2 separate regions of the Homo sapiens genome follow, and region 1 is linked to region 2. A link is a loop called in an ENCODE intact Hi-C map of the cell type or tissue named here. Cell type or tissue: gastrocnemius medialis. All regions are shown on one strand. Links, peaks and the distances in the headings refer to the core of each region. The heading gives the core; the rest is flanking DNA.

Region 1 (2,925 bases), core at 112-2,611, 180 kb before region 2:
ATAACAAAATAATCTCTTATCAGAAGCTAAGAAATACATTTTCCTCCTCCTCATCCATATCCAAAGACGGTTCTGAAAATGCCTTTTCTTCTCTATTATAGCAACACCTAGTGGCTTGAGAAGGCCAGGTCTAGAGGTATGCATTTACGGCTGGGAAACACTGACCTTTAGCTTTGAAGACCTCAGGTAGCACCTAGGCGTCGGCTATAACCGCATAACAATGGTCCCCATCTGAAACCATTTAAGTCAGAATCTTTGGAGGAAGAGGCCAGGATTGGTAGGTTATAAAAGTTGCCCAGATGATTTTAATGTGCAGCCAAGGCTAAGAGCTACTTATCTAGACCAGTGGTTTGCAAACTTTTGTCAAATAATCAGAATCGCGTTTCAAACACAGATTGCTGGGCCCCGCCCACAGAGTATGTTTCAGTAGGTCTAGGGCAGAGCCCAAGAATTTGCATTTCTAACAAGTTTCCCAGGTAATATTGATGCTGCTAGTCCAGAAACCACATGATAAGAACCACCGATCTAGACTAAGTCTGTTATTTAACGCAAGAAAAAAACTGCAGGCCAGACAGTTGAAGCAATTTGCTGGAGTCATGGAGTCAGATAGTGACAAAGTTGTAACTAGAACAAAGGCCTCACAATTACTTTCCTCTCATCAGATATATCTAAGCTTGGATACTGCTGAATGTTATGCCATTTGAAGCTATGTAAAGAGATCACTCCCCCGCAATAAAAATGTAAAACAAATAGATGTTTGGAGAGGTGGGTGAGGTAACTCTTTTCCATAAACGTATTTGCAAAAACGTAAACATCCTGAGAAAGCGGAAGCAGAACACATACACGAGGACCAGTACTTGATGAGGACAAGAGAGATGGGAAACAGGCTGTGGAATTCCTTTCGGCACCCTGAATGTTAACCCCTGCTCAGGAAAGGGTGCATCTGTCTTCATCATGCCTCTCTCTCCTCCCCTCCTCCAGCCACCTCCCAAAGGCAGAGCTGCCGCAACCTGCCTGGCCCATGTGGTGGCAAGTCACCCAGTCAGGAGACACCCTGGCCAGTAGTTTATCTCTTTCTTCCACATCTCTCCTATAACACAAGATTTACTGTGTTGGTGTATTTTCCCATGACTCCTAAATCTCACTCACACTTGCCCCTTACAATAAGATTTTCCCAAATATGGCTGGCTTGTCTCCAACAGTTGTGGCCCACATCTGCCAGTTAGACAGCCCTGTGCCTGAGTCTGTAGCGCAACAGCTGTGGGGCTGGGTGTGAGCCTGTCCTCCTAGCTATGCTAAGCATGCTGTAATGACACACTACCCTGGCAGCTTGGACCTTTGCCTGCTGAGCCATTTTGGCCTGCCTTAGTGGCTCCCTGAACTGTATCAGGGTGTCACATGGCAGGAGAGCTTTGCCCGTGGAGCTGGGGAATCTGTATTTTAAATACATGTTACAGGTGATTCTAAAGTACACTTCTGGGAAGTGTGGACATTTTCAGCTCAGGATTTAAGAAGGAGCAGATTTATTCTACCAATGGGAACAGAGAAGAGAGAAAGGAAACTGCATCAACCAGAGATTGCAGGTGCAGAGCATTCTCATGTAAGATATTTAAAAAACTGTTTTCTGCAGAAAAAAACTGATGAAGATTAATTTTTGAATAAGGACATATGCAAAGACTTAAGGACTGTCTGCTATGGAATAAAAGGCAGCCAGTCTAGTGGTGGACAAGAGCAACTTGAGGGGGAAGAAACCCCAAACAGAACAAAACAAAGAGGGTCTAGAATATACCAAAACGATCTCTGCAACTACAGTGGTTACATCAACAGTTTCTTAGGAAAAATCGGGCTAATACCAAAATTCACATTTTGGCTTTGATGGTTTGCTGTATAAACAGTTTTCATCATTAAAGGAAGGTCCAGTTATTCTTTTTTTCTTTCACAAAGTCCCTGATTGAATCACCTCCTCCTTCCAGCATGTTTGTTTATTTACATACATACAGAGACACAAGTACATACATACATATATCCTATTACTGGCATCTCACTTTGACTTAAAGATGATGAAAGCCATTTCAGTCACTATCTCAGGGGATGCCACTTCCCTTACCTCCCCTGTCACGTTGGACATACCCACAATAGACCCAATACAGAAGAAAACAAAAATTCTTAGAAGTTCATACTGACTTACCTACTGAAGCAATGTACCAGATTACGTGTTCTTTACATGCCTTCCAATTCTAAAAATCTATAAGAAATCACAACTGCACACACAACAGGTGCTCTACAGTTTTGTAAATGATGCAGTATGTGCCCAGGCGTGGCAGCAGATAGACTTTCAGGCTTCAGGAGTCCAAACCTCTGTCAATACCAGGATTATTATCCACACCGTTAGTTTCTTAATGTGAAGGATATCTCAAAATTGATGTATAACACATTACAGACAGCGAGAAAATATTTCCAAATTATATCTGATAAAGGACTTGTATCTAGAATATATATAAAAGACTCATAACTCAATGGTAAGAAAACAACCCAATTTTTAAAATGGGCAACACATCTGAATAGACATTTCACCAGTGAAGATATAGGATTGGCTAATAAACACATGAAAAGATGTTCAGTCGGCTGGGTGCAGTGGCTCATGCCTGTAAGCCCAGCACTTTGGGAGGCCTAGGGGGGCGGATCACAAGGTCAGTAGATGGAGACCATCCTGGCCAACATTGTGAAAACCTGTTTCTACTAAAAATACAAAAATTAGCTGGGCATGGTGGTGTGTGCCTGTAATCCCAGCTACTCGGGAGGCTGAGGCAGGAGAATCACTTGAACCTAGGAGGCAGAGGTTGCATTGAGCTGAAATGGTGCCACTGCACTCCAGCCCGGGCTATAGAGCAAGACTCCATCTCAAAAAACAAGGAAAAAAAAAAA
Region 2 (2,925 bases), core at 208-2,707:
TTACACAATGAAAGAAAAGAGTGAGGGGCAAGAGAATTGAGAAGAAGACTGGAATGGTGAGTGTTTTAAGGTGAATGAAGGAGTGAGTAGCTGACATGGAGAAAAGGACAGGTGGGTGTTCTCTAAGGAGGATGTTTATGAAGATTTGCTCTGTGTTGTGCAATGAAATTCCTTTTGTTGTTGTTGTTTTTTAAAGAGACGGGGTCTCACTATATTGCCCACACTGGTCTCAAACTCCTGGGCTCAAGCAATCCTCCCACCTCGGCTTCCCAAAGTGGAAATTCCTTTTTTGTTGCCTCATCAAGAGACCCAGAGTTAAGACCTAAATAATCTATATAACCCCTTCATTGTTCTTTGTGGCAAGATGTGGTTCTTTATAGTTATGACAATGTGATTAACCTGAACATGAGATGTCCATGTTATTTTCAGGTTAGATTTATGACCTAGAGAGATCTACTTTAATGCAGCCTCACTCCTAAAATAATGCTATTAAAAAGCAGACAAGGAGATCATTTATTGAGCATGCAACAGCCACTTTACATATATTGTCTCTAACATTTTGAACAATTCTACATTGTATATCTTTTCTTTTCCATATAAAATCTGCCTCTGGGAAGTTAGGCACTTTATTTGCTCTTAGGAGAGTCTCAAAGAAATCTTTAATGAGATAAGCACAATTTTGCACATTTCTGCAATAATCTCAGCCATTGCTAGCTGTTCTTTGCTATATTAAAAATTAGTTAGATTGCTCTAAATTACATAAACATTACAGAGTTAAAATAAATATTAGCCAAAGTTGAATCTTTAAACATACCATGCATAAAAAATATGGTTGTATTCTTCCAAACCAAATATTTTATAAATATTTAAATGAGTGGACATATTAATTTCCATAATTATAACAGCAAAGTAAAAAAAAAGTAATTATCATGTTGAGCATGTGTAGTAAAAGCAAAAGCAAAGCTTGTAAATGTATTTGGAACTTCGGTTCCTCCTCTTAGTTTGTACAGAGTGACCCCCAAATTGATATAACCAGGTCTCCTGACCCCCCAGCTTGGTCTGATTTTTGCTACATGGACTACCTCAAACACAAAAGACCTCAACCTCCACTTCCTCCTGTTTGTCCATTTTGCCAGCAATCAACCTCTACCAACAGCCATTTGATTATAATTACACCTTGTTTTCCCATTTGGGTCAAGGCTGAACTCAGGCTCTTCTGGATGGTGAACTGCTGAGGGACATCATAAGAAAGTTTGAAGTTCTGCATAATTGCTGTAACAACCTGCCCTTCAGCTCTGATCTCCAACCACACTCACACTGGCTGGGCCACTCCTTTGAAGACAAAGAAAACAGTGCCAGAGGCTGTCCTACTTAATAATAAGCCTTTGGCTCTCTCTGCCCTGTATGCACATGGTGCCCTCTACTGGCAAAGTGGAGCCACATCCAGGAAGGGGATGGAGAATTGGATTATTAATGGCTTTGGGCATTCAGCGAAATCAGACCACAGTACCTGCTAAGGCCTTCCTGATAGCTTTTTGTTTGCTGATTATAAGCATTATTTGAGCTAAAAGTAGAAAGCAGTATGCTTTTATTTGCAATTTAATCATGCACGTTGCTATGGTAATGTAAAATACTTTACAGTAATTTGCATGCACTTTATCGCATTATCGTTTTAGACATTTTTTTATATGTAAACAATAAGTTTAATTATTTATTAAGTTTAACAGTAATCAGGCTGGTAGCTCACTCCTGTCATCGCGGCACTTTGGGAGGCTGAGGAGAGAGGATCATTTGAGATCAGGAGTTCGAGACCAGCCTGGGCAACATAGGGAGAATCCCCACTTCTTCTCTACAAAAAATAAAAGAAAATTAGTTGTGCATGGTGGTGCACAGCGGTAGTCCCAGCTACTCAGCAGGCTGAGGTGGGAGGATTGCTTCAGCCCAGAAGGTTGAGGCTGCAATGAGCCATTAACGTGCCACTGCACTCCAGCCTGGGAGACAGAACAAGAGACATTGTCTAAAAAAAAAAAAAAAAAAAAGAAAGAAAGAAAGAAAAAAAGAGAAACAAAAAACAAACAACAATCAGAAAATTTTCTTCAAAATAATTTTCTTAGTATGATTGCCAACAACCTTATATTAAGGGGATGAACCCAAATTATTAAATAAAATAAAAACACATCTGAAAAAAAAGGCTATAGAAGAAAGTGCACAAGAACAGGCACTTATACATACTTTTCAAAAGGACATAAACTGCACTTTTCTTGGGTGGAGGGGCGGGGACACAGTCTCTCTCTGTTGCCCAGGCCAGGCTGGAGTGCAGTGGCACGATCTTGGCTCACTGCAACCTCTGCCTCCTGGGTTCAAGGGATTCTCCTGCCTCAGCTTCCCGAGTAGCTGGGATTACAGGCATGGGCCACCACGCCCCACTAATTTTTGTATTTTTAATAGAGATGGGGGTCTCACCATGTTGGCCAGGCTGGTCTCAAACATCCTACCTCAGGTGATCCTCCTGCCTCGGCCTCCCAAAGTGCTGGGATTACAGGTGTGAGCCGCTGCACCCGGCCAAACTGCACTTTTAGGCACTGTTTCTCTTCAGATTTCCTTTGTCAACAATATATGGCAGGACTTTTGATGCCCAGATGCTAACACAGAAAGATGATTAAGTCACCTTTATGCAAAAAAGCTTGTGTCTAATGCGCAGAAAATAAGTAGATAGCATGTTATAAATAAAGGTTTGCAAAGATAAGTTGTTTGATACTGAAAAGGTTTGCTGTCTCTTCATGTAATTAAACAATACAAATCTATGTATATTATGCCACTGGAGTCAAACTCTTAAATGGTACTTGATGTGCAAAATCTTCACCTTTAAAATAATTTTTGAATTTTTTTTAAAGAGAGTCTTGCTATGTTGCCCAGTCTGGACTC

Evidence for each region. Hi-C counts contacts between places; a loop is a spot of excess contacts. Peaks named below come from ENCODE experiments on the same cell type or tissue, not always from the same donor. Only the 100,000 strongest peaks of a DNase experiment are listed, where the experiment ranks them.
Region 1: a loop joins it to region 2, with 2.9 times the contacts of the local background. A loop is called at or near these places in 28 of 110 quality-filtered maps.

Annotation. Positions count from the first base shown.
Region 1 is chr9:71,982,992-71,985,916 of GRCh38, reverse strand. It overlaps a transcript of C9orf85 not described here. Among named protein-coding and RNA genes, the nearest start is that of C9orf85, 73 kb to the right of the region's middle. In gastrocnemius medialis, for the core only: no CTCF peak of the experiment used is centred there; a DNase peak (open chromatin) is centred at 1,306; H3K27ac peaks cover 803 bases.
Region 2 is chr9:71,805,504-71,808,428 of GRCh38, reverse strand. No RefSeq gene overlaps it. Among named protein-coding and RNA genes, the nearest start is that of CEMIP2, 38 kb to the right of the region's middle. In gastrocnemius medialis, for the core only: CTCF peaks have their summits at 1,213 and 1,419 (motif pointing left); a DNase peak (open chromatin) is centred at 1,388; H3K27ac peaks cover 357 bases.